2 separate regions of the Homo sapiens genome follow, and region 1 is linked to region 2. A link is a loop called in an ENCODE intact Hi-C map of the cell type or tissue named here. Cell type or tissue: sigmoid colon. All regions are shown on one strand. Each heading gives the region's core, and the rest is flanking DNA. Links, peaks and the distances in the headings are about the cores only. Region 1 holds the start of MIR365BHG (MIR365B and MIR4725 host gene). Region 2 has its middle 70 kb from the start of COPRS.

What was found. Hi-C counts contacts between places; a loop is a spot of excess contacts. Peaks named below come from ENCODE experiments on the same cell type or tissue, not always from the same donor. Only the 100,000 strongest peaks of a DNase experiment are listed, where the experiment ranks them.
Region 1: it touches region 2 in a loop (3-fold over the local background); 3 of 110 quality-filtered maps call a loop at or near these places.

The regions. Positions count from the first base shown.
Region 1 is chr17:31,564,621-31,576,072 of GRCh38, reverse strand. MIR365BHG (MIR365B and MIR4725 host gene) reads right to left here and starts at 4,931. Exons shown (of 3, transcript NR_186556.1): 1 at 4,712-4,931; 2 at 3,899-3,988; 3 at 414-562. MIR4725 (microRNA 4725) reads right to left here and starts at 804; the gene lies at 715-804. MIR365B (microRNA 365b) reads right to left here and starts at 662; the gene lies at 552-662. RefSeq lists enhancers at 2,088-2,707, 7,674-8,174. In sigmoid colon, for the core only: no CTCF peak of the experiment used is centred there; DNase peaks (open chromatin) are centred at 4,342, 4,832 and 7,422; H3K27ac peaks cover 1,175 bases.
Region 2 is chr17:31,783,335-31,794,786 of GRCh38, reverse strand. No RefSeq gene overlaps it. Among named protein-coding and RNA genes, the nearest start is that of COPRS, 70 kb to the left of the region's middle. RefSeq lists an enhancer at 6,384-6,884. In sigmoid colon, for the core only: no CTCF peak of the experiment used is centred there; a DNase peak (open chromatin) is centred at 6,336.

The DNA.
Region 1 (11,452 bases), core at 1,657-9,656, 220 kb after region 2:
GCCTCAGCCTCCCGAGTAGCTGGGACTACAGGCACACACCACCACACCCGGCTAACTTTTGTATTTTTAGCAGAGATGGGGTTCTGCCATGTTGGCCAGGCTGCCTTCTATTTTAAAATACAATGCAAGTTCCTGCGCAGATAGATGCCTCCTCTACTCCTGCCTCAACTTCTCAGGAAAGGTTGGGGGGCATCTTGTCCAGCCCAACTCTGTTGCCTCTAACATCACTGACCCGGAAGATGACCTTCCTTGGGCACTGCACGTGCAGCTAGGCTCTTCCAGGCCTTCACTGCACACAAACCAGGGAGTTCCTGCACCCTCCTGGGCTCCAACCTGCACAGGAATATCTTGATGTCCAGCCCTCCCGACCCTCAGCCACTCCAATCCTCCACCAGAAGAGAAGATGCTAAAAATGCACGCAAACAAAATTGTTTTAATAATCAGCAAATCCCCATTCACTCTTATTTTGGACGTACATTCCAATCTGACCCCAGGAAGTCCCGGTCCTCCCAGAAGGGCCAGGTGGGTGAGAGGCAGGTTGCTGGCCGCTGCCCGATGCACACTGCAAGAACAATAAGGATTTTTAGGGGCATTATGACTGAGTCAGAAAACACAGCTGCCCCTGAAAGTCCCTCATTTTTCTTGCTGTCCTTGAACACTCTCCAGGTGAGGAAGCAGTCGTCTGCCACGCCCAGATGAGCCGAGGTGAAGCTGGTGTTCCCTCACCCGACACTGACGCCTTCCCCACAGCCCATGGAAAGCTCCCTGGTGGGTGGGAAGGCTGCAGGGTCTCCAGAGAGACACAATTTTCTCCGATGCCGGGCCCAGCTGCGGCCAGCCTCGCCGCCCTCCCAAGGCATACCCAGGAATGACCTGGGTTCCACCTAAAGCCAACTCAGAACCCAGCGCCTTCTGCCTGCAGGAAACTGCAGACCAGCATCCTGGTGGAATCCCAATGTGGAGAGCAGCCCCCAAAACTCGGGAACGTGGCAAGAACTATACTATAGTCTGTAGCCCCTGTGTTCACAGGAGGGGCGTGGACCATCTCAGAGAGACAATGATGGTCTCAGGCCTGGCGTGACACATGAACACAAGACAGCCAGCCTCCAACCTTCTTGTAACCAGGCCTGAGGCCAGGCCTGATTCAGGCAAAGAGAAGAAAACACCAGGAAGTGCCCAGAAGAGCAACCCAGGCCTGAAAACCCGGGAGAAGAGCTGCCCCGACTCTCTCCAGCCCATCTTAAAGAACGGCACACAGACAGGAGATTCCAACAGGAATGGGCACGGGAACTCCGGTTCCGCTTCTCTCCAGCAGTCGCGGCCTTGGTTACTCTGCCTGTAAAATGGGCCTGGAAGGAGCTAAGCTCCCACCACCCTCTCTCCCATTTCAAAGGGAAAGCCAAAGAGGAAATGAGACTTTCAGCTCTGTCACAGAAAGCAAAGGGGCTGGAAGAGGCTGCAACCTGTGAGAAACAGCACGCCCTGGGGTGCTGCTGAATGGATCTCAGGCCCGCCCACCAATTCTCGGCCATATCCCACCCTGCCCTTAGCAAAAGAGCAACAGCTTCACATTGGCCTGAGTGGGAAGGCAGGTCCTCCCAATACCCTTCTATGAAAACGGCCTACAATGGGCAACAAAGACAAGTGTGAAGACCTCTGGAATGTCCTAGGTGGTTTCTGGGTTCAAATCAACAAGCCCACAGGCTCTGCTGGGAAGCACAGGCTGAAAGAAACCAAGGTTGGGTGAAGGAGATGGTGAGACAGTGGCCAAAAAGAAGGGAAGAGACTGGTGGCCAATTTGTTTTTTGTATGGGAGGATAAAAAACAAGAGCTTCCAGAATCAGAGACTCGTAGAGGATTCTCCTTAATGGGACAATCCCTTCTGTCCCGAGGCCCAGGTGAGCCTCCAGGGCAGTAGAGGGTCAACCCCAGCGTCAGGGCATCAGGGCCCAGACCAGGAAGGCCCCTAGGGAATGAGGTCCTGCATGTGCCTCCCACCTGTGGAATGTCACCCAGCAACAGGAAACGTGTCTCCTGAGGCCAGGCCACTTTGCCCAAGGCCCCGGCACAGCTGGAATCTGTCCAGCCTGGCACTGCACCTGCTCTTTGGGGGCCCCACTGTCCATGCAGGAACCTGGCCTGTCAGGACACAGGTTGCCACCGCTGTGGTGAAAACACATCCCCACAAAAGACAGCCAGCTGCTGGCACCACTACCTGCTAACTTGCTGTATGACCTGACCCTGTGTAAATTACTCGGCTTCCCAGCCTCAGCTCTCTTATCTGTAATAGGAATAATAAGCCCACCTGGAAGGGCAATGTAAGGATCGAAAGAAAGCAAAGTGTGTAGCAGGCTCCTAACAAAAGTGGATCCCCTCAGACCCCAAGGGCAGGGGCTGGGCCATAGCGAATTCTTCCCCTCTGGGAAGGGGGCTGGGTCAGGGTGCCAGCCCGTGCCTCGCTGCACCCTGGGCACTGACACTGCATCTTCTCCCCAACACTCCACGCTCCTTCCAGTTCAGACTGTGAGGAAGTGTGCCTGCTATCCCGATTGCCAGCTCCAGCCTCAGCCCTCTCAAACTGACATTCTGGCACCTGTCATCCACCCGGAGCTTTCTGTCCTAACCAAGATCACAGACATATTCTCCACCAACAAAGCAGAACTGAAGCAGTCCCCCCACACTAGGTTCTGCATCATCTGAACCACTGAACAGCACACCTGCATCACTGTGCTGAGCTGCTCCCGCTGCCTGGCACACCTTACCCCACGTGGTGCCGTGCAATAAGCAGGCAAGACCTAGCTCACCACTCACTAGCCTCGGGCCAGCAACTTAACCCCGAGTGCTTTTGTCTGTTCCTGTGTGAGTCTGGGGTTACTACCTATTTCAGGGGTTGTCTGGAGGACTGAATGGGTTCATTCATGGAAAAGGCTTAGAACTGTGCCTGGCACAAAGCGTTCAATCAAGATTAGCTATTATTACCATTCCTGCTTTGTTCTTCAAGACTCAGCTCACCTCTTCTGGGTGACCTTCCTTGACCCCAGACTCTCCCTGGGTTACAGCCCCTTCCTTCTCCCCATTCCATCATCCCAAAGCTCATCACACTGTGCTTTACCTATTGGTCCACCCAACCAGAGCACAATCCTGGGGCCACCTGCCTCACAATCACACAAACTTATTAACAATGCTGATTGCACCCCCCTTCCCAGGTCTATCAAGGGGCCCTGGAATCTGCATTGTTAATAGGCTCCTGCTGTGATTCTCCCAAGTTTGAACCACTGCTCTGGCACCTGTCATCTACCTGAGCTTTCTGCCCTAACCCAGATCCCAGCCATATTCTCCACTAGCAAAGCAAAACCCAAGTCCCCACACCCATTGCTACAGGCAGGTGCTTGGCCCAGAAACAAAAGCGCCTGGTCCAAAATCAAGGAGGCAGGGTCAGGAGAGCTGCCCCTGAGAGTGGCTGGAGGAGCTCCTCACACCGTGCTGGGTATGTGACAGTGACCCACCTGGGCTTGGCTTTGACAGCAGAGCTAACCTATCACCAAACACACCAGCCACCCAGTCCAGTTCCATGCGCCTTCCCTGAGTGCTCACTCTGCATGGCCCTGGGCTGGGCACACGCTGACGACTGAGGTGCATCATGTGCCAGGTGGCAATGGGACCGGTCAGGGTGATGTCCCACCAAGACCAAAGGGATGAAGTCACGACCCAGCTCTTGCATATTGTAACTGTGGTTGATGCAGACCCACCACCCTTTATTCAAAATTCTCAACTCAAACAAAACTCTGGATAATGAAAGTTGTTTTTGTCACTGAGTGGGAAAATCTGACCCAAACTGACTAGAAACTATTATTTCGAGTCTATATTTATCCTGGGGAGTGTGAATATTCATACTCACCTGAGTGAGTGCCCCCTTCTGTGGGCTGATGGGCCACCAGGGCTTACCAGCGAGCTGTAGAGTAAGGAGGCTCCACTCTGAACAGAGTCCCTAAAGTGCCAGCAACCCACAAAACCATGAGAGAAGAAAAAGAAAGGCCAACTAAATATCAGCCCTTGTTTGGAATTGGCTTTAAGGAAAAAAAAAAACAAAACCATCCACCAGCCCTATCCTGGCTAGGAAAGAAGGTGACCAGGCAGAGGGCAAAAGTCTCAAATGTCTTGGGAGAGAAACCGCCTACAGAGAGAAGGTGCTGAGCACATACAGGGACCCGCTGCCTCTCTGGGATGCTGGGGCCTGCTGCAGGGGCTGGCTGAGAGGATCTGGCCCTGCAGCCTGGAAAGGCCAGGCCTTCTTTGAGTCAGAGGCCAAACATCCTTGGTGCAGCTTGACGGGGTTGGAGGTTGGGGAGGACAGGGGTGATTCCAGCACACAGACTAGAAGAGTGGGCTCTGAGGGTCCCGCCCTCCTTCTGTCCACCCCAGCCAGTCTTCCCCAGGCCAGACCACTACAGAGGTGCAAGTCAGAGGGCTCAACTGGATTTAAACTTCTGATGCAGTGAAAAGAGGTCTTGGCCTCGCAGGCTGGCCCCGCCCTTGCTGGACATTCCGAGGCTGGGAATGAACAAGCCAGGAGACCTGAAACTCATCCATCAGAGCCGCTGGGTTTACGATAATCAACCTCTCTCTGCCAGAAATTCTTTTGCTAAGAACACATCAGCTCTGAAAACACTCATTCTCAACCCCTCACTCCCCGTACACCTCACAAACCCACCTGGGACTGGGCTCCCACAACAGCAGCCCTGCCTGGCCCCAGGCTGCCAGCCAACATATCTTGGGGCTTGGCTCTGCCCCCAAAATTCATCAGTGGGTGGAGGCCCAAGTGAGTAGCCGTCAGCAAGGCTGGACCTGGGCCCAACTGCAGTTGTCCACACAAAAACACACTCCTGCTACCGAGGCCAGGTCGGTGAGGGCAGCGCCTGCTTTCCATCTATGTTTCCAGACCATCTGGAGGAGCCAAGCAAGGGGTGGGTACTGACACTAGAGGCACAACTTTTATCTCTTTAAGGCAACTCCACTTGGCCAGGGGTGGGGAACAAGACAAGCAGACCAGGCAGGCAGATGGCAGGGCTAAAGTCTGTGGAAGAAAACAGTATGTTTAAGGATGCATTTATCGTTTTGACAAGGCATCAGCAAACTCTGGCCAAAGGGCCATCCCAGCCCACCATCTGTTTTCATAAAGTTTTGTTTTTTGGGTTTTTTTTTTTTTTTTGAGACAGAGTCTCACTCTGTCACCCAGGCTGGAGTGCGGCGGCACAAACTCAGCTCACTGCAACCTCCACCTCCTGGGTTCAAGTGATTCTCCTGCCTCAGCCTCCCAAATAGCTGAGATTACAGGCACCCGCCATCATGTCCAGCTACTTTTTGTATTTTTAATAAAGACAGGGTTTCACCATGTTGGCCAGGCTGGTCTCAAACTCTGGACCTTCAGTGATCTGCCCATCTCGGCCTCCCAAAGTGCTGGAATTACAGGTGTGAGCCACCGCACCTGGCCCTCATAAAGTTTTATTAGAACATAGATGTACTCATTCATTGATGTATTCACAATGACAGCAGAACAGAATCTGCTTCTGAACAATCTTTGCTTGGCACCTGGTGAGGGAAGGCCTCTGAGGGTCATGGGGCAGCCAAGTCACCTGCCCTGGTGGCGGTACAGCTGTTTGGGCATCTCACCCACTGGTCAGCTGGACTCTCAATCTGCCTTCAGGCTCCTCCTATGGCTGAAGTGGAAACGGGCCCTGGCAGAGCAGGGACTCTGAGCACACGGCTGCTGTAGTCTTAAGTGGACGCTACTCCAGGGCAGGGTCTCTTACTCCAAACCTTCAGGCCATGTGTTCCAGAACTTTTCAAGTTTTAGAAAGGGAATGTGGTGCCTATGCCACATATTATGTAACACCCCAGCAAGGCAGCACCCATAATCAAACATTAATATCTCTGCAGGGAAACCCATGAGTATTCACACTCCCCAGGATAAATATGGACTCCAATAGTCTGTCAGTTTGGGTCAGGTCTTCCCATTCAATTAGCGGCAAAAACAACGTTCAGTATCCAGTTTTCTTGCGTATCCAGAATTTTGGACAAAGGATGGTGGGCCTGCATCAACCACAGTTACAAAATGCAAAAGCTGGGTCCTGACTTCATCCCCTGGGTCTTGACAGGACATCCCCCCGATCCCCCTGACAGACGGTCTTCATTGCCACCTGGCACAGAGAAAGCACATACAAGGCTCACAGTAAATAGGTTCTGAATTAATCCTGATCACCAGATTTTTTTTTCTGCCAAAGAACAGCTACTAATATGACTGATGAAAATGTAGAAAAAATAGCATTTAAAGCCAACCCCTGTCTGCCTGCTTCATTACCAGGAACAAAGAAAAGCCAATATAAATGAATAATTCTTCCAACTCCATTTACTCAGAACAAGGAAAAGAAACTGTTTTCTGGTCACTGTTGCTGCCTCATGGGCAGGCACATTAGGTTTTTGGGGGAGCAGGTGAGTGGGTGGAGTCAAAACTTTAAAAACCCATTATTTTTCTCCCCTGTGTACTTCCTTAGAGCCTCCCTGTGGCCAAAGTTCCACTTGGAAATCTAAAATAATTTATCTCATCACGAAATCCTAACAGCTAATTAGAAAAATGTACTAATTGGATAATCTGGTTTCAGATGCTCTAATTATACTCCTTTGGCGGGGCGGGGGGGGAAGCAATGTATACATATATATAACTTAATAGCCCTTCTTCCAAAAAGTGTAAAGTATCCAGAAGAAATAGCACTTCTTCCAAAAAGTGTAAAGTATCTTCCAAAAAGCCTAAGTAGGCCATGCATGGTGGCTCACACCTGTAATCCTAGCACTTTAGGAGGATCAGGTGGAAGGATTGCTTGAGCCCAGGAGTTCGAGACCAGCCTGGGCAACACGGTGAGACCCCCATCTCTATGTGTTTTTAAAAAGCCTACAGTATGAAGGTTAAAAAGAGTCACCTTAAGATAGTAGCGACACTGCAGAAGTATTTTAATCACATTATCTACAAACAGATAAACCACGTCCTATAAAATACAGTTTTTCTGCATTAGAGGATATCTGAAAATATATTTTGGTGATAACTCCCACCAGATGTTTGGGAAGTAAACGGATTTTCCCCCTTTCTAATGCAACAAAATTTTAGCATTCTGAAATGTCATACCCTCTATCTCTATTTCTTAATAGAGTAACTCTTACAAATGACTACCAGAAATTTCCTCATTGCCAGAGATTTCTAAACCCCAAATTGGGAAAGAGGTTCTTGATTCCACTGGCGATTTCGACCTCTCCTGGGCACAGGGCAGATTTCTGGGACACATCTGACTCCATGATTGGGAAATGCTTTTGGCCTGCCTGACAACATGGTCTTGGGGTAAGAAGGCAAGAGGGTGGCTGGTGGGAGGGGGTGTGCCTGTGACAGCGACCTGGGCAGGGCATCCCTCTCATGCCTGGAAGAACTGTCCGGTCAATGTCGCAGGCCCAGCACACCTTCCCAACGAGCTGAAAGCTGCCCGCAAGCTCCAGGGCTATATGTAGTCAGGGCTGACTGCCCCTCACAGGGAGGCAATGAGGAGGAGGCCGAGAACTGCCACCTGCACACACCAGCATCTGCAGCCCTGCCACCCCGGTGGAGACCCCAGTGGGCTGACCACAACTCTTTGTGGAAAGGATGCAAGCATCCTCTGGGGGCATTTTCTCTGGCCCTTGGCTGGACACGTGCTATCCGTCTGACAAATATCGACCATGCTGGGCACGCGTGGCCTGGGCCGACACAGGACTGCAGAGGGCAGGCACCAGGGGCTGCCGCTGCCACTGGCCTGTCAAGTTAGTTTCACTTTCTGGTTTTTCCCCCTGGGTCACTTCTCACTCTGAAGGGAGAAAATGTTCTTTAGATGACAAGAGAGAAAATCTTTAGAAGTGTTCCTTGTCATTTTCTTTTTTTCTGAGGACACTGTTTTTCTCTGAAGACCGGGTAACAGGCTTTACGCCATGGGGCTGAGAACACAATACCCCAGAGCCTGGCGCTTTGGTACACTGAGCACTTTGAACTAAAGGAGAAAGCAAGTTCTCTCTGACCTTCTTCCACCCTTCTGTCTCTTGCCCCTCTTTCTCCCCAGCAGCCAGGCACAGAAACCAGAATTCCTCTTCCCCAAGGTGGGTCATAGGAAGTAGAACTCCTCTCCCCCAAAGCAAGACATAGTATCTACAAAGGTCACTCTCTCCCTTCTCACCCCTCATCCCAAAGGGGTCCTGCCCCATACGCCCCAGACATGCTGCACAGTGAGGCCAAAAAGCATCTGAATAGACAGGCCTTGCTGGGTGGTCCCCTCTGTCTATTACATTAGGTCGTACCCTTTTTGTCCTATCACATTCCTAGATGGTTGTCCCTTCTTCCTCCAATCTAAGCATAAAAATAGTTTTCCCTGGTTCTCTGGGTCTTACTTCTGAAGGCTCTCATGTCATGTAAAACACTGATTAAATAAATTTGTCAAACTTTTCTCCTGTTAACCTGTCTTTGTTACAGAAATGTCAGCCGTGACCCTTACGGGGAGGAAAGGGATTGCACCTTTCTGCCCCTACAACCCCAGCTACACAACTTCAGTCCCCTGGGCTGCTTAGCTCTAATATGATTACACATCTAAATGCAATACATGGAGCAAAGTGGTATGATTTTTCTGGGAAAAACCAACATCATAAAAGGGTCTTTATTGAATCAAAGGGCTCATGAACTGTTCTCTTGCCTAATTATGGCTCCCAAGTGAACAAGGCTGGGTTTCCAGGCAGGACTCGGCACAATTCTCCAGCCCAAAGACCAATGGGCTATTTGTCACAACTTGTCTAATTACAACGAAATCTACCCCAAGGACGAAAGGGAGAATGCCAAGATAGGTTGGCAGCAGCCCCCTCCCCGCTCCGGCTCTGGAAGCAGGGAGCTGGTCCTCAGGCCTCTCTGTATGGCAAGGAGCTGCCCCCTGCTCCTTCCCCACCCCTTACACTCAAAGTCAGGATCCTGGACCCTGCCCCTTCCCGCAGTTTAGTTTAAGTGGTTTTCCAGCATCCCAGTACTGCCCCCGTAACCTCATCTCTATAGAGAAGGCCCATTGTCGAAATGTGGTATTTTGGCAGATGTTTGAACATTCAGAGATTTGGCCGAGGTTAGCGTGCACCCAGGCCTGAGCAAAGATAAACGTTTGCCATCACCAGACACAGAAGGAGGAGAGAGGGTGTACGCCTCGGGCCAGAGGAGGGTTCACCCTCCACACCAACCAGACCAACCAGCTGGAGCAAGCAGTCTAGTTGACTTTTCCCAGATACACAGTGGTCTGGCTGGGCAAGTTGAAGACTAACATTTTGCTTGTACTTCAGTATCTGTTTAATCGCCCTCGAAGTTTCAAAAGCAAAGACACTTTTCAAGAGAGACAGGGTCTTCCTCTATTGCCCAGGCTGGAGTGCAGTGACCCAGTCAATCACAGCTCATCGTAACCTTGAACTCCTGGGCTCAAGCGATCTTCCCACCTCAGCCTCCTGAGTAGCTGGGACTACAGGCACACACCACCATGCCTGACTAATTTTTCCTTTTACTTTTTCAGAGGCAGGGTCTTACTATGTTGCCCAGGCTGGAGTACAGTGGTGTGACCATAGCTCACTACAGCCTCAAACTCCTGGCTCAAGCAATCCTGTCTCGCCCCTGCCTCCAGAGTAGCTGAAACTACAGGTGTAAGCCACCACACCCAGCTAATTTATTTTTTATTTTTGTAGAGATGAGATTTTGTTATGTTGGCCAGGCTGGTCTGAACTCCTGGCCTCAGCTGATCCTCCCACTTCAGCCTCCTAATGTGTTGGGATTATAGTCGCGAGCCACTGAACCCAGCCTTTCTCTTTTTTAAGATATGGCCCCCTCCCCACCCTTCTCATGTTAAGCCCACAAAAGCAAGCTTGACAAGAAGGAATTCAGCAGAAACTCATCCTGACTCTCCCACTAACCTCTCCCCTCAGATAGGCTTAAGTGGCGGCCGCATGAACCCAACCCCCGGAAAAGGCTGTGACTCCTGGCCCCCCACCTCCACCCTACGCCCCTCCCAAGTGGTAGACATGTCTCACTGAAGAGGCAGGACCCACACAAACTCACCCCCACACCCCACCAGCAAGGATTTGCTTTTCTTCCAGTGTTTTCTCCCCAGATACTAAGCCAGCAAGCAGGCACACCAGCCTCAGCTGGTCCTTCTTTGACCTCATTGTCCCATGGACCCTGGGATGAATATGGTGTCACCCGGGAAGAACTACCATGTACCACCCCCGACCATGCGCCTGGTGTTTCACACAGACATTCTTGTTCAGTCCTTATAATGCCCTGAGAAGTAGGCACGTATTATCACAGACAGGGAAATTGAGTCTTGGGAAGACGCCCCAGGCCCGACACAGCTAGTCTACAGGAAAGCCAGGTTTCTGATGCCAAAGCCCACGCCCTTTCCCTGTCTTAAGCAGAGAAGCATTTTCTGTTTTCAACCAGCCTGCTGGAAAGCCAGGTGCTACCAGCTAGTAAGCAGCAAGACAACCGAATTCTTTTCAGGAGGGTGGGAGACATGGGCGAAAAAGAGGGTTTGTTTTACAATGGACAAGGAGGGAAAAGAGAGTTATTTCTTAAATATTTGCTTGGGAGACCAGAATTTAAGCCTCAGTCACCAAGAAGGAAAAGCCAGTGTTTTCACTTGAACCCCACATCCCCCAGGGCAGAAATCCAGTGAGAGGAAGCGAGTTTCATGAGAATGAACCACAAAGTCTTCATAGGCCGATCCAAATTTCCCAGCTGCAATCTCTGAATCCCTCCCCCAGCCCTCCCATCCTCCAAACCACAGCCCCAGGCTCCACCCCGTGCCTTCCTCAGCTCCTCCTCCTTAGGATCTTAGAAGAATGCCAAGGGGGGTCTGGTGTATTCAGTTCAGTCACCCACTTGACAGAGAAGGGGGCTCTCAGGCTGCAGTGATGAGCTCAGAGGAAAATCAGGCAGCGGGACTTTCCGCATGGCACCTCCCTGCCCGGTTCTCCTGGGCAGCAAATGCAAGGGGTCTGGCTATGGGGTGATTTCAAAATTCCTCAGACCGTGCCAAAGGGAGGAGGGAGGAAGTATCCACAGTGGGTAAGATGTCACCTGCTCTGGGTCCTGTAAGCCCTGCCCCCTGCCCAGAGCCAGTGAGGCCTGCTGAAGGCTCTTGGGTGCTGAAAAGATTATGGTCTATCCCTACCTCCAGTCCAAAATTCTAAAGAAAAACACCACTGAGCCATAAAAAAGTCTAAGTCCCAAGAAATTCTGATTTTCACCCCCAAAATGATTACTCTGCAGCATTTTTTGGAATATCAAATTATTTTCTCCTCCCCCGCACCCCCATTCCATTTTGTCCCCTGCTTGCCTGGTCCCACTAGAGGATGTTTAGTTTGC
Region 2 (11,452 bases), core at 1,365-9,364:
GAGCAGGAGGCGTTGTGTTTAATGGGCTCTCCATCACACTGGTTGGGGGGCGCATTGCTTCAGCCCAGTGGGTTTCAAGCCTGGCTGCTCATTAGGGTCCTGAGGAGCTGTAAAATGGCCTGAGGTGGGGTCCCAGTATCTGTTTTCCTCGCAAGCTCCCCAGATAATTCTGGTATGTGCTCAGGGCTGAGGACTACTGCAAGCGCCTAGGACTTTGGCCCTTCTGGCAGGCTGGTGGGCATTGTAGCCCAGGTGGATCCCCAGCACCCCTCAAGTCATGTGCTGTGGATCAGTGTTCCTCACAGCTAGCTGTACATTAGAGCCACCTGGGAGTGCTTTTAAACTCCCAATACCCAAGGCTCCACCTAGACCAATTAAATTAGAACCTACCTGGCGGGGGTGGGAGGGCAGAGTGGAGAGGCCCAGCCTTATTCTCTTTGAAAAGCTTCCTGGGTGTCTCTGACAGGTGGCCAGGGTGAGGTCCTCGGAGCATGGGTGCATGTGGAAGGTAAGTTGGATGGTGCAGAAGCAGCCGCAGTTGAAGCGTTTGTAAACCTCTGATGACAGGCGGGGACAGCCTTTTTTTTTTTTTTTTTTTTTTTTAAGCTGTAACTATTTTTTTTTTATTATTATACTTTAAGTTTTAGGGTACATGTGCACATTGTGCAGGTTAGTTACATATGTATACATGTGCCATGCTGGTGCGCTGCACCCACTAACTCGTCATCTAGCATTAGGTATATCTCCCGATGCTATCCCTCCCCCCTCCCCCCACCCCACCACAGTCCCCAGAGTGTGATATTCCCCTTCCTGTGTCCATGTGATCTCATTGTTCAATTCCCACCTATGAGTGAGAATATGCGGTGTTTGGTTTTTGTTCTTGCGATAGTTTACTGAGAATGATGATTTCCAATTTCATCCATGTCGCTACAAAGGACATGAACTCATCCTTTTTTATGGCTGCATAGTATTCCATGGTGTATATGTGCCAAATTTTCTTAATCCAGTCTATCATTGTTGGACATTTGGGTTGGTTCCGAGTCTTTGCTATTGTGAATAATGCCGCAATAAACATACGTGTGCATGTGGGGGACAGCCTTTTTAACAGCCTTGGTTTTAAGAGTCAGAATTTAGCACAACCGCCAGATTCAATAAACCTGCACTTCTGCTCTTAAAAATGGCTACAAGAGGCCTCCCCACCAGAGGCCCTCTCCAGGCCATCATTTCATTATGTATTCAGTGTTTTTGTAACTGATCCATCAGTCAATTGGTAAAAATGCCAAGGAGAAAACTTTGTTTAATGATCATGCATCTCTTTGACTTTGTTACCATAATTTCTGGGGGAGCGACAATTACCTTGTGTCTGGCTGTTCTTCCTCTGAGTGCAGCATCCTTCCAGCTGGTTTAGAGGGAACATCAGTCTCCCTCCCTCCTTCTGCGGGACTGTCACTTACTGCATGCTGATGTCCAGCCTCTGTGTGGGCTTTGGGACCACAGCCGGAATGTCAGATTTAGGAATCCGCTCATTCGTGTGTTTGTTCATTCAACAAATCTCTGTCAGTGCCTTCTATGTTCTGGACACTGCACCAGGTGTTAAAGTGTAAAAGCTGCCATTCTAGAGATACGCCTAAAACACTAAAGGAGAACAGAGAAGTGAGGAATTAATTCTGGGATGTGCGTGAGTGTCTTGGGAAGTCTTCTCCAAGGAGTGACATTTGTCCTGGGTCTTGAAGGGTGAATAGGAGCCATGCTGAAAAGGGATCATAACTCTCAAGGCAGCGTTTCTCAGCCTTGCCGGATGAGTAGAAGCACCTGGTGGGGGGGCCCAGGCCACAGTCCAGACCATCCAATAAGGACCTCTGGGGGTGAGACCCAGGCATCAGTGTTTTTTAAAGCTTCCCGGATGATTCCAAAGAGCAGCCATGGTTGGAAACCATGCATTAGGGGAATGGAAGTAGAGGTTGCCTAAATGTGCACACACACACACACACACAATTAGGGTAGGCTTGAAGGTAAACTTCCAAAGACTGTCAGTCCATAGCCTTCTCCCCAGCCCCTCCTGTGTGTTCCAGAGGAATAAAAGGACATGGGTTTTGGAGGCAGACGGATCATGTGCTGACTGCTGTAAGATAGCATGTGACCATCGAGGCAGTCGATAATTTGATAAGTGTTTATTGAGTGCTTACTATGTGCTAGGTGCTGGGAACCCAGCAGGGAATATCATCAAGTCCTTGCTCTCAGGGAGCTCACTGCCTATGGCAGAAGATGGATAGACATACATTTCTCAGGCAGTGTTAGAAGGAGGGACACAGAGTTACGGGAGCCCCCAGGAGGGGTATCTGGTGCAGTCTTGTGGGGTTAGGGAGACTTCCTCTCAGAGGAAGTGGCCGCAAGGAGATACCACAAAGGAGTGGAGGAAAGAGATGGAAACATAAGTAGAGGAAACTACATGTGCAAAAGCCTAGAGGCAAGAGTGAGTATGGAGAACTCAGAAATAGCAAGTATTGACTCTATGTGAAATGTGACGTTGGGGAGGGATAAAAGAGAACTGGAAAAAACAGGCAGGGCCAGATCATAAAAGGCCTTAAAAGCCGAAGTGGGGAGTCTGTACTTTATCCCGATGACAATGGGGAGCTCCCGGAAGTAGAGCAGTGCCTTCAGGGATGAGTTTATCTGTGCAGTGTGACTAGATGGAAGGGATGCTGCAGGCATCCTCATGAGAGATGATGGTGGTCTGGGATCAGGTAGTGACAGTGGGGATGGAGAGAAGTGGACAGAGTCAAGAGACTGAGCATTTCTGGAGCTCTCTCTGCACAGTTCTCTCCTCTCTGGTACTCTGTCCTGTGAGATCCAGCTGCCTTTCCTTTGCTGCGTTGTGGCCTGAAAACCCGAGCTGTAACTGGACAACTGGGGGGCTTGCCTGGTCTGTTTCCCCCTACTCAGGAATCACTGTCCTTTGTTAACCATGTCCAATGCCCTGAAAACTCTTGTTTCATATATTTTGTCTGTTTTTTGGTTGCTTCAGTCAGGAGTATAAATCTGGTCTCTATTATTTCACCTTGATTGGAAGTGAAAGTCCTTCTATTTCATTTTTCTATATAAGAATTATTTAAGAAAGTTTGGCTGGGCACAGTGGCTCACGCCTGTAATCCCAACACTTTGAGAGGCTGAAGCGGGTGGATCACTTGAGGCCAGGAGTTTGAGATCAGCCTGGCCAAGATGACGAAACCTGGTCTCTACTAAAAATACAAAAATTAGCCAAGCATGGTGGCATACACTTGTAGTCCCAGCTACTTGGGAGGCTGGGCAGGAGAATCACTTGAACCCAGGAAGCGGACGTTGCAGTGAGCCGAGATCACTCCCACTGCACTCCAGCTTGGGCAATAGAGCAAGACTCTGTCTAAAAATAAAAATAAATAAAAAAAAAATAGGGAAAGAATTCTAGATGGTAGGAACAGGGTGATCAAAGGCTCAGAATCAGAGACGGGAAAATGCAGGCCTTTTCAGAGGGGCATATGCTGTCTGATATTGCGTTGGCTTGGCATTCTCAGTGGGGCTAGGCAGAGAACAGTGGAAAGCTACACTGGGATGGAATGTGGCAGGTCTTAAAGGAGAGGCAAAAAATATTGTATTGTGAAGGCAATGGGGAGCCATGGAAGGTTCTTGAGTAGAGAGGGGGAATAGCATGGTTTTTTTTTTTTGCCTGCCAGGCAAGTAGTTTTGACAGAAGAGCTAGCCTCAGTATAGTTCAAAGGTCCAGTTTTAGGGCTGGTTTCAGAAGTTGAGATCTAGTGGATACCTTAAAAGAACTGGTATAAAAACTTTTTATTATAGGCCAGGTGCAGTGGCTCATGCTTATAATTCCAACACTTGGGAAGGCAGAGGTGGGAGGACTACCTGAGGCAGGAGTTTGAGACCAGTATGGGCAACATAGCAAGACCCTGTCTCTACAAAAAACAAGAACAAAACTAATCAGGCATGGTGGCGCACACTTGTAGTCCTAACTATTCAGGAGGCTGAGGAGGGAGGATTGCGTGCGCTCGGGAGGTTGAGGCTTCAGTGAGCTATGATCGCGCTGGAGTGCAGCCTGGACAACAGAGTGAGACCTTGTCTCAAAGAAACAAACAAAACCAAACAAAACCACAATACCATTTTCACACCTACAAAAAATGAACATATTCTCTAATATCATGAAATCTCTATTAAGATGTTCATATTCTAATTGTATTATAATTTTGATGACTTTTACACATAAAATTTGTTTTAAAACACTTTAAGTTTCCTTCTTCCATCTAAGAAGATGTCACACTCATCTAGAGACCAGCTCAAGTTCGGCTCAGGGAACATTTAGGTCTTCCTACTGTGTTGCGGTTCACTGACTTTGGAAGTTTCACTGACGATGGTGGAAGTAACGAGTTACAGCACTGGTCCCATCTCGCACTGAGTTGGGTTCAAGCACATCTGGTGAACTAGTGGGGCATCTCTGCACAGTGAACCCGTTAAAGGAAGTGTCAGGAACCAGCCTTGACAGCTTGGCCTAGCAAGCGGAGCAAGGAGTGATGCTGGGTACTGTGTGGCCACTGTCCCTCTGATTTGTCCCTTGGCTTTGTCTCATTTTGAGTGAAAACTGTGAGGACAAATTCTAAAACTGTTTAAGATGTTGGGGGCATGAGCGGAGTAGAGTTGGTACCCCCATAAGAGAAAGGCGGGGAGTGGTGTGGTGCTCTCCACCAGACCCCCTTGGTCAGAGACTGGTAAGGTGGGCAGAGGAGGGGGCAGGATTTCTGTAGGTGCAGTGTCATCACAGGGGAATCCCTGGAGCCAGAGGAGGGGAAATCCCTTCAAACACCACCCAGACACTACCCCGCTTGTTTGTGAGCACATTGGAGATGGCCCCTGGGGAATGCAAGCTACTTGATGAAGGTAGGGAAGTACTGAACACGACTCTGTGAAGGTTCTTATTACCCCACCTTCCATGTGTGAGAACTGAGTTCAAATGGAGGGAAGAGTCACGCAACCAGGAAGCAAGGTGTCTTTTCATTTTTATTTATTTACTTATTTATTTTTTGAGACAGAGTCTCACTCTGTTGCCCAGGCTGCAGTGCATTGGCATGATCTGGGCTCACTGCAACCTCTGCCTGTGGGTTCAGCCTCCCAAGTAGCTGGGATTACAGGTGTGCACCACCACACCCAGCTAATTTTTGTATTTTTATTTATTATTTGTTTATTTATTTATTGAGATGGGGTCTTGCTCTGTTGCCCAGGCTGGAGTGCAGTGGTATAATCTCAGCTCACTGCAACTTCTGCCTCCCCGGCTCAAGTGATCCTCCTACCTCGGCCTCCTTAGTAGCTGGGACTACAGGCCTACTCCAACATGCCTGCTAATTTTTTGTATTTTCAGTAGCGACGGGGTTTTACCATGTTGCCCAAGCTGGTCTTGTGAACTCAAGTGATCTGCCCGCCTCGGCCTCTCAAAGTGTTGGGATTACAGGCGTGAGCCACTGTGTCTGGTCATGAGATGTGTTTAAATTCAAAGCCATCCTTCTCTCACTCTAATAATGGTTGCCACACAGAAGGGGAATGCTTTAGGAGAAGAATGCTGATGGGCTGAGTCTGTATCAGGGACCATCTGGAGACCATAAGCTGTTGCTCATCTTAACCTTCAAAACCATTCTATGAGGTCACTTTTATCCTTATTCTACAGATAGGGAAATGAGGCTCAGTTTTACTAACTTCAAAGCTCACAGTCATGGTCAAAATAGTTCATTGGATATTTCTTGGGAACATTTGGCTTTGGTTCGTGGTTCAGGAAAAAAATTGTCTTTAGATTTTCATTTCAGGGTTCAGAGAGGCTGGTTCTTTCTCATTTGGGGTTCAAGATTTAGTTTGAATATTAGGCCCTAGGAGCCTCTGGTTCTTCATAAGTGTTAAATAGATTAAATGCCATAAAGGTGACATTGAGATACTTGGGCATGTTGGGGCAGTGAGCTTTGGCTCTGGCCCGTGGCTCTAGGAGGATGGTAGCTGGTATCCATCGAGATGGATGGTGGCTGTGGGGTGTGAATGCTGAGTGATGACTTGTATTAAAGTGGATGTGGGCAAATAAAAATGAATTTTGCTTGGAACCACTTTTTATCAGGTGGCTTTCCATGCAGGATGATGTTTCACATGCATAGGCAACCTGGACCTGAGCTGGGGTGGAGTTGGGGCAGACGAGCTGTGTCTTCTCTGCCCTTTCTGATTCCAGGGCGAGGGCTGTGCCAGGAAGTGCTTCTCAGCCACTTCTCCTTAGGCACCTTTAAAGGAGCCTTTCCCCACCCCAGTCTGACTCAGAAAGTGGGGAGAAATGCCAGAGGCAGATGGAGCCAGGCACAGGCCCGGGCAAAACGTGTGAGGCTGAGTGTTTCCAACAGCAAGACACTGGAAGTGATGCAAGTGCTCAGCAGTCAAAAAGGAGAGGATGAAAGCATTCCAGTGCCCAGCCTGCACCTCAGTTGTTGTAATCACGATTCCCTGCCTCCAGTCTGGCAACTCCCCCAGCCATCATTTAATCACTCAGCAAGTATCTATCAAGCACTTATCCTGTACTGGGAAGGGCATGTTGACTGCTACTTGCTCAGCCCCCTGTTTCATTCCCCTGTGACCCTCGAAGATTCCTTTAAGTGACCAGGCAAGCCCTCCATGCCACCACTCCCTAAAAGTAGGCTCCATCTGGGCGGCTTCAGTGTGCAACCTACACAACTGTACACAGGAGCCCTGCCTCAGGCACCCATGGTGTCAATCACAGTCTTACTGCACATATAAGTACTCTGTAAACTGCATGAAGGTTAGGCTATTCCTCTTACTACTATTGTATGAGACGTCTGGGATCCTGTTCTAGAAATGTTCCTGTCATATCTCAATAGACCCCAAGAATTGTCTCCTTGTCTGAAATTTCCTGCAGTCAGCAAGCTTCCTCTCTAGGGTTCCAGGACCTTAGAATCCCCCTCTTCCCCAGCCTCTGCCTTCACTTCCTGCATCCACACAGGGGAAGGGAAGGGAACCCATGCCCTTTTATGTGTCAGGCCCATGCTGAGAAATTTACAGAGTATTCTATTTAATTTTCAACAACTTCTAGAGAAGTAGGTATTGCCACCCCCATTTTAGGATAAACTGAGATTTTTTTCTTTTTTTTTTCTTTAGGGAGAAACTGAAGCTCAAAGACATGAAATCATTTTCTTTAGATCATGCGTATGTGAAGTGGCAGACCCGGATTTGAACTTGAATTCCGTAAGACTTCAAACCCTGAAACTGTGTAGCTTCATATCCTGGCTCTTCTGCCTACTATTGTGTGTACCTTGGGAAATTACTAAATCTCTTGATGCTTCTCTTTCAATCTTGGTAAAATGAGGGCGATAATAATTCTTGCCTCTCCAGGCAGTTAGGAGGATCAAAGGAGTTGAAACAAGTAAAACACTGTGAGACCGGCACACTCAATGAATATTGGCTCTTATCATCATCATCATCATCATCATCATCATCATCATCATCATCATCATTATTACTATTACTTCTCCAAGACACTTACATGACTTGGGATAATTGTTACATTTATAGAAGCAGCCCCAGGATTAAATGCTTCTTCGTCTTGGAAGCCTTGGGCCAATTTGATAACAACGGGCTTTGTATTTTCAAATATGAGAAATATCTAGAATAAACTCCCAAATGTCACAGTGGAGACTCTGTCCAGGCCGGTGATGACTCTTCCAGAGCAGCACAGGGGAGATGAGGGTGTTTTCCAGTGATGTGATTGGGTCACACAGGCCTCAAGTCATCTCTGAAAGAAATAAAAGGGAACTTGGATTTGAAAGGACATGGTGGGTCTTAAGAGATCTCTGCTTATGGTTTAAAAATTGTGTCCAATTTTCATTGCTCCATTGATTTGCGCTTCTTGGAGTTGGTTGGATGAAGTCCTCCTTAGAGGCAGGGGAATGGATTGGATGTTCGGTCCCTATGACTTCTCTCCTGTATTTTCTTCATGCTTTGAAATAATAATCCATTTCATAGTATAGTGGGTTCAGATGGCAGATCATAGACTCAGGTATTGTGGACAGACCAATCATTGTGTCCACAGCTTGACCCTGGTGGAAGGCTGTAACCCTGATGGCAAAGCCCTGGAGTCTCCCAAACCAGTCAGGGGTCCCTGCCTCTTCCCAACTTCTTTTTTTATTATTATTTTTTTATTTTTTTATTGTCCTTCACTTCCTTTTTTTAAATTATACTTTAAGTTTCAGGGTACATGTGCACAACGTGCAGGTTTGTTACATATGTATACATGTGCCATGTTGGTGTGCTGCACCCATTAACTCGTCATTTACATTAGGTATATCTCCTAATGATATCCCTCCTCCCTCCCCCCACCCCACAACAGGCCCCAGTGTGTGATGTTCCCCTTCCTGTGTCCATGTGTTCTCATTGTTCAATTCCCACCTATGAGTGAGAATATGCGGTGTTTGGTTTTTTGTCCATTTCTCAGTTTGCTGAGAATGACGGTTTCCAGCTTCATTCATGTCCCTACAAAGGACATGAACTCATCATTTTTTATGGCTGCATAGTATTCCATGGTGTATATGTGCCACATTTTCTTAATCGAGTCTATCATTGTTGGACATTTGGGTTGGTTCCAAGTCTTTGCTATTGTGAATAGTGCCACAATAAACATACGTGTGCATGTGTCTTTATAGCGGCATGGTTTATAATCCTTTGGGTATATGCCCAGTAATGGGATGGCTGGGCCAAATGGTATTTCTAGTTCTAGATCCCTGAGGAGTCGCCACACTGTCTTCCACAATGGTTGAACTAGTTTACAGTCCCACCAACGTGTAAAAGTGTTCCTATTTCTCCACATCCTCTCCAGCACGTGTTGTTTCCTGACTTTTTAATGATCGCCATTCTAAGTGGTGTGAGATGGTATCTCATTGTGGTTTTGATTTGCATTTCTCTGATGGCCAGTGATGATGAGCATATTTTCATGTGTCTTTTGGCTGCATAAATGTCTTCTTTTGAGAAGTGTCTGTTCATATCCTTCACCCACTTGGTGATGGGTTGTTTTTTTCTTGTACCTTTGTTTGAGTTCATTGTAGATTCTGGATATTAGCCCTTTGTCAGATAAGTAGATTGCAAAAATTTTCTCCCATTCTGTAGGTTGCCTGTTCACTCTGATGGTAGTTTCTTTTGCTGTGCAGAAGCTCTTTAGTTTAATTAGATCCCATGTGTCAATTTTGGCTTTTGTTGCCATTGCTTTTGGTGTTTTAGACATGAAGTCCTTGTACATGCCTATGTCCTGAATGGTATTGCCTAGGTTTTCTTCTAGGGTTTTTACGGTTTTAGGTCTAACATTTAAGTCTTTAATCTATCTTGAATTAATTTTTGTATAAGATGTAAGGAAGGGATCCAGTTTCAGCTTTCTACATATGGCTAGCCAGTTTTCCCAGCACCATTGATTAAATAGGGAATCCTTTCCCCATTTCTTGTTTTTGTCAGGTTTGTCAAAGATCAGATAGTTGTAGATATGTGGAATTATTTCTGAGGGCTCTGTTCTGTTCCATTGGTCTATATCTCTGTTTTGGTACAAGTACCATGCTGTTTTGGTTACTGTAGCCTTGTAGTATAGTTTGAAGTCAGATAGCGTGATGCCTCCAGCTTTGTTCTTTTGGCTTAGGATTGACTTGGCAATGCAGGCTCTTTTTTGGTTCCATATGAACTTTAAAGTAGCTTTTTCCAATTCTGTGAAGAAAGTCATTGGTAGCTTGATGGGGATGGCATTGAATCTATAAATTACCTTGGGCAGTATGGTCATTTTCACCATATTGATTCTTCCTACCTATGAGCATGGAATGTTCTTGCATTTGTTTGTATCCTCTTTTATTTCGTTGAGCAGTGGTTTGTAGTTCTCCTTGAAGAGGTCCTTCACATCCCTTGTAAGTTGGATTCCTAGGTATTTTATTCTCTTTGAAGCAATTGTGAATGGGAGTTCACTCATGATTTGGCTCTCTGTTTGTCTGTTATTGGTGTATAAGAATGCTTGTGATTTTTGCACGTTGATTTTGTATCCTGAGACTTTGCTGAAGTTGCTTATCAGCTTAAGGAGATTTGGGGCTGAGACGACGGGGTTTTCCAGATATACAATCATGTCATCTGCAAACAGGGGCAATTTAACTTCCTCTTTTCCTAATTGAATACAATTTATTTCCTTCTCCTGCCTGATTGCCCTGGCCAGAACTTCCAACACTATGTTGAATAGGAGAAGTGAGAGAGGGCATCCCTGTCTTGTGCCAGTTTTCAAAGGGAATGCTTCCAGTTTTAGCCCATTCAGTATGATATTGGCTGTGGGTTTGTCATAGATAGCTCTTATTATTTTGAGATACGTCCCATCAATACCTAATTTATTGAGAGTTTTTAGCATGAAGTGTTGTTGAACTTTGTCAAAGGCCTTTTCTGCATCTACTGAGATAATCATGTGGTTTTTGTCTTTGGTTCTGTTTATATGCTGGATTACATTTATTGATTTGTGTATGTTGAACCAGCCTTGCATCCCAGGGATGAAGCCCACTTGATCATGGTGGATAAGCTTTTTGATGTGCTGCTGGATTTGGTTTGCCAGTATTTTATTGAGGATTTTTGCATCGATGTTCATCAGGGATAGTGGTCTAAAATTCTCTTTTTTTGTTGTGTCTCTGCCAGGCTTTGGTATCAGGATAATGCTGGCCTCTTAAAATGAGTTAGGGAGGATTCCCTCTTTTTCTATTGATTGGAATATTTTCAGAAGGAATGGTACCAGCTCCTCCTTGTACCTTTGGTAGAATACGGCTGTGAATCCATCTGGTCCTGGACTTTTTTTTGTTGGTAGCCTATTAATTATTGCTTTAATTTCAGAGCCTGTTATTGGTCTATTAAGAGATTCATCTTCTTCCTGGTTTAGTCTTGGAAGGGTCTATGTGTCGAGGAATTTATCCATTTCTTCTAGATTTTCTAATTTATTTGCATAGAGGTGTTTATAGTATTCTCTGATGGTAGTTTGTATTTCTGTGGGATCGGTGGTGATATCCCCTTTATCATTTTTTATTGCGTCTATTTGATACTTCTCTCTTTTCTTCTTTATTAGTCTTGCTAGCAGTCTAACAATTTTGTTGACCTTTCGAAAAACCAGCTCCTGGATTCACTGATTTTTTGAAGGGTTTTTTGTGTCTCTATTTCCTTCAGTTCTGCTCTGATCTTAGTTATTTCTTGCCTTCTGCTAGCTTTTGAATGTGTTTGCTCTTGCTTCTCTAGTGCTTTTAATTATGATGTTAGGGTGTCAATTTTAGATCTTTTCTGCTTTCTCTTGTGGGCATTTAGTGCTATAAATTTCCCCCTACACACTGCTTTGAATGTGTCCCAGAGATTCTGGTATGTTGTGTGTTTGATCTCATTG